2 separate regions of the Homo sapiens genome follow, and region 1 is linked to region 2. Evidence: chromatin loops called from intact Hi-C (ENCODE). Cell type or tissue: Caco-2. All regions are shown on one strand.

What was found. Hi-C counts contacts between places; a loop is a spot of excess contacts. Peaks named below come from ENCODE experiments on the same cell type or tissue, not always from the same donor. Only the 100,000 strongest peaks of a DNase experiment are listed, where the experiment ranks them.
Region 1: it touches region 2 in a loop (5-fold over the local background); 4 of 110 quality-filtered maps call a loop at or near these places.

Annotation. Positions count from the first base shown.
Region 1 is chr13:73,247,354-73,249,853 of GRCh38, forward strand. No RefSeq gene overlaps it. Among named protein-coding and RNA genes, the nearest start is that of KLF5, 190 kb to the left of the region's middle. In Caco-2, no CTCF peak of the experiment used is centred here; a DNase peak (open chromatin) is centred at 1,518.
Region 2 is chr13:73,324,910-73,327,409 of GRCh38, forward strand. No RefSeq gene overlaps it. Among named protein-coding and RNA genes, the nearest start is that of LINC00392, 240 kb to the right of the region's middle. In Caco-2, no CTCF peak of the experiment used is centred here; DNase peaks (open chromatin) are centred at 1,132, 1,452 and 2,000.

The DNA.
Region 1 (2,500 bases), 78 kb before region 2:
ATGACCACTTTAGGCAGAGGGAAGAGCCCAGAGACATCAGCCTTCATGAGTGTTCAGGGAGTGGCAAGTGACATGTGAGGATGGAGCATCAGGCGAGGAAGGCTTGTGGCCCAGGGTGAGGCCAATCAAGGTCTGGAAGCCTCACAACCCAAGACTCTGGTGCCCCAGCAAGAAGTGAACTTCATCCTGGTGGTTCTGGGGAGGCACTGAAAAGTTGGAGACAGGGAGAGTTAGAATGTGATTCCCATGTCAGGAAGATGACTCTAAAGGCCAAGTGGAGTTTGAACGGCAGGCTGCCGTGTTCCAGGTCAGAGATGATGACTGCAGTGGCAGTGGGCATGGCAAGAAGAGGAAAGATGGGAGATGTTTAGACTGTAAAATTAAGAGAGCTTGTTAAGTGATTGAATGTGGAGGCTTAAGGAGAGGAATGGCCAGGGATGATTTTTATGTTTCTGACTTGTGTGACTAACATTAAACAAAATAAGGAATATAGGGGAATCATCTTTGAAGGAAAGATGAGTTTGAGATGCCTGAAAATTGAAAATGATATGCCCATTAATGCAATAATACTGGCTAACATTTATTGAAAGCTCAGTATACACCAAATATTGTCATAAATTGTATATTTTGATCAATTTAATTCCCACAGCCACCCTAACAGCTATTGTTAGTTTATTTCATCAAATCTAAGGTACCATCCATTGTAAGACACATCTTGATTCAAAGATGTTAAAACGTCCCTCTTAGAATTAATACAATATCGTATTATTCCTATTTTATAGATTTAGAAACTGAGGCAGAGAGATTAAGTAATTTATCCAAAGTCACATAGTAAATGGAGGAGCTGGGCTTCATAAGCAGTCAATGGAGGAGCTGGGCTTCATAAGCAGTCAATGGAGGAGCTGGGCTTCATAAGTAGTCTGCCTTTCAAAATTTTTCATTTAATCACTGTACTACATCTCTTGTTGGTACATATGAGTCTGAGGAAAGTGATCTGGGATGGAGATAGAGATCTGAGAGTCATCAATCAAAAATTCTCCATTAAATGGCAGAGGTGGAGATAGCGTTTATAGTACATAACGAATAAAGTTGCGATAAGGTCCTTTAAATTAAAACTGAAATAACATTGATAATTACAACCAAATGCCCCTTTTGATACATTAAAACACCTCAAAAAATCAGAGTACACATATTTCAGGCATTTTTTAAATAAGAGAAACTAAAGATACAACATAACGAAGTTGATCAGAATTTCCCAATAAAAATTATAAGTTTTCAGAGAGGAGGCTGTGGCGCAGTTGATTTTTTTAACCATCAGCTTCTGAGTTTCCTAAGCACATGGCCATTTCCTCACTTGTTTTGTGAAATGACAGCCGAGAGGTGGAGTGGAATGGAAATCTAGAAATCATTGCCATGCAAATATGCAGAAGCAAAGCTGTATGTTTGCATGTAAAGCTCATGGTATCTGCAGTCCTGGGAAGAATTAAATTCCTTACCTGTGGGCAGGTGTGTATTTGGCCACATGCCTTTACTTATTAGGCAAGACAATGTCCCTCAGTGCAGTGAGTCACTGCTTTTGGAAGCAAGCCTTCTGCCTCAAGAGTAACAACTTTGTTTTTCAGGCACAGTTTGTTTCCCCCACCTCGTCCCCCACTCCTCTCTCTCCTCCTTTTCCTACTGATTATCAGATCCTAGTGGAGGAAGAAGAAGGGAAGAACTTACGGGTTTTAAAGACAGAAACCCAGTTTACAGAGTTGCAAAGGAAATAGGAAAGCAACATTTGGAGCCCAGTTCTGAGTTTGCTTTAAGCTTTAATCAGGCAAGAAGAATAAGCTGGGAACAGCTCCAAGGAGGTAGGTTGCAGAAAAGCAGTGTCTCCATGGCCTTCTCAGCAAGCTCAGGTGCAAAAGATAAGTGTACATCGTCTTTGAAAGGAGAAGAGTCTTTGAAAGTAGAATAGTCAGGGAAAGAGGGCTGCTTCGGTAGCCAGCCTTCCAGATGGGGTCAGTATGAACAGCCTCACGAGCAGCTGCAGTTTAACCCAAACAATCACACATGTTTGTAAGTGCCTTTGGTCCAACTTGCTGATAGTGTAATGACAATAAACAGAGCAAATGAAGTAGCCACTCCAGCAAGGAATGAGTTTTCGAAAGAAGAAGCCCATGTTTTTGAGAAGAATGTTTCTAAACTTCATTTAATTTGCTGCATTTGGGCCCCTGAAAAAAAATTGATGATAGCTCACATTTTAATTTGCTGTGGTTATTTAATCTCACTCTAGTTAAATCATCTTCACCAACTGTTTTTTTTAAAAGCTTAAAAAGATTGCCTGTTTGTTTACATAAGGGTATTTGGGTAGGAAAGAATTCCATTTCTATTTCTTTAGCTATCATGGGCATAATACAACTGTCTCTATATTTTACTTTCTCATTTATTTTCTACCATGACCTCTTCTATTACCCCAATGATGCATATTAAATAATCAGATTAGCTAGGTGATAAA
Region 2 (2,500 bases):
CTAGGAAAATATTATTTTAGAAGGTGAAAGAGTCTTTTCTTCCCATTCGTTTAGGGACATCAAATAGCCCTTGACTTTTAAGACTCTTGAAATTGTTTATTTTATATGAGTTTTTAAAAATAGCTTACTTAGCAATTCAGGAAACACAATTACAAAAAGTGAATCTAGGCTCTACCATGACTGCAGTGGAAAAAAAGAATAGAAGGAAAAAACAAAACAGAAAGAGCCAAGGAGAATGCTGTGTACATAAGTTATAAACAGGAACACTTCCGACGCACAAACTCCAGGCACCTCATTACTTTGTGAACTGTATATTCTTCCCAAGTATGGGGGAGTTTAAGTTAATGATGTGATCCATTCACCCCGTTATATTTTATTTATGTTTTCTTCTACAGTGAAATGAATAGTCAAAAACAATGACCTGCTTATTCTGTGAAGAAGAGGAAAAGGAAGAGGTGTGTTTCTGTGTGTGTGTGTGTGTGTGTGTGTGTGTAAATTTTCCCCACGCTTTAGGAATTAAGGTGATTTTTAACCAGTTCCACCACAGGTTTATTTTTAAAACCTCTTAATGATGTTTAGAAAACAAAGCCTAACACGAAGGACAGCAAATGGCAAAAACACTGTGAACTTCTCTGTAGAGGACCAACCCTGTTCCCCTCCTGCTCCGGTCAGATTACCTCTGGGGAATGTGCTGTTCCTTGGAACGAATCCCCCTCAGTGCAAAAGAAGAGAGGTTGAAAAGTTTAGGACGTGGAAAATATGTGGAATTTGCTCTTGAATAATGATTTGTAGTTTTCTTTTGCGATAAATATGACCAATGACCCAGATAGGAGGATGGCAATTATTTAATGAATCAAGCTTCAGAAACGTAAAAACACTTCATAATAAAAATGAGAGCAATAATAGCAGGAAGCCAGGTTAAGTAAACAAGTAGAATGCTTCATGTATCTGTAAATGTACATTTGTGAATTCCAAAGCTATGACTGTAAAAGGGATTATTCTAATGATACGGTGTTCTCAGTTTCCATTGCTCATTGAATTGATTCTTCTGAATTTGCAGATAATGTTCCATGCTGACTTTCTGCACCCATCGAGGAGTCAGTTAGCTGGGACAATGTATCACCTGTGTAGGACTGTGACTTAGCAGGTCCCTGGCTCTGACAATCATTTACCTTTATGCAAGGCGCTTTTGCCCTACAGTCTCATGTGTCTCAAAGTAAATCATTTCCAAATCTGTTACAGCCAGCATATAACCCTCTTTTTGTGTTCAGTTATAATTTAAAATCTGCCCTCTTGTGTGAAGTTTTCATTGACTAGAGACCGTTCCTCTAATTTGTGAAGTGGGATATGTTTTTAAATTTCAGAGAACAGGAAGATGAATTGTTTTTAATGGATTTTTTTTAATAGGCAAAGCTGTGTATGCACAAATGCTGGCCAGTGTAGGGCTATGATCTTCACGGAGCCACCAGTGCAAACATTTTTATCTTTTAAAAGAAGAGTAGATAGCTATTAACCCTGCGATATATGGTGACACCAGGTTGGTAACTTTGGGAAAGTTGCACCCTTTCTTTCTCATAAAACAAAGGATTGAATTAGATGATATTTAAGAGCCCTTCCAGCCCTAAGACATTGTGAGAGCAAAAAGTTTTCAAGGTCAAGAGAACATTTTAGAAAGCAGAGAGCTATTTAGATGTTAAAAGAAACAAAAAAGAAAAGAACCACCCCCTGACCCCGCCCCAGCTTCAACATTTTTACCTTCCTCTCTGGTCTCTGAGTAAATCGCAGTAGGTAGGAAATTAACCTGAGTAATTTGATGGCTGGATCTATAGTTATCCCTTTCCTCCATGTCAATGTTCCCCAAATATTAGCGTGCAGAAGGACCACCTGAGAAGCTTGTTAAAAAGGTAATTGCAAGGGTCACAATTCTAGAGTCTGATTAGGTAGCTTGAGAATGGGGCCCAGGAATCTGCCTTTTAAAGACATCCCAGGAGATTCTGATGAAGGAATGATGCATCGTAAATCAATAAAAGTTATAGGCCGGGCACAGTGGCTCATGCCTGTAATCCCAGCACTTTGGGAAGCCGAGGTGGGTGTATCATGAGGTCAGGAGTTCGAGACCAGCCTGACCAACATGGTGAAACCCTGTCTCTACTAAAAATACAAAAATTAGCTGGGCATGGTGGTGCATGCCTGTAATCCCAGCTACTCAGGAGGCTGAGGCAGGAGAATCGGTTGAACCCAGGAGGCAGAGGTTGCAGTGAGCCAAGATTGTGCCATTGCACTCCAGCCTGGGTGACAGAGACAGACTCAGTCTCAAAAAAAAAAAAAAAGTTATAATATTCTTAAGAGGGAGGAGAAGTCTTTCTGGGGGTTATCCAGCTAGTGGGGAGGGAGGGGAGTCTTTTAATAGCCTATCCCTGCTTAGGGAGGCTCCCCAACTGACAGTGCAGGTGGGAAATATATAATATTCCTCATGTGGGTTGTGGTTGATTCACTGCCA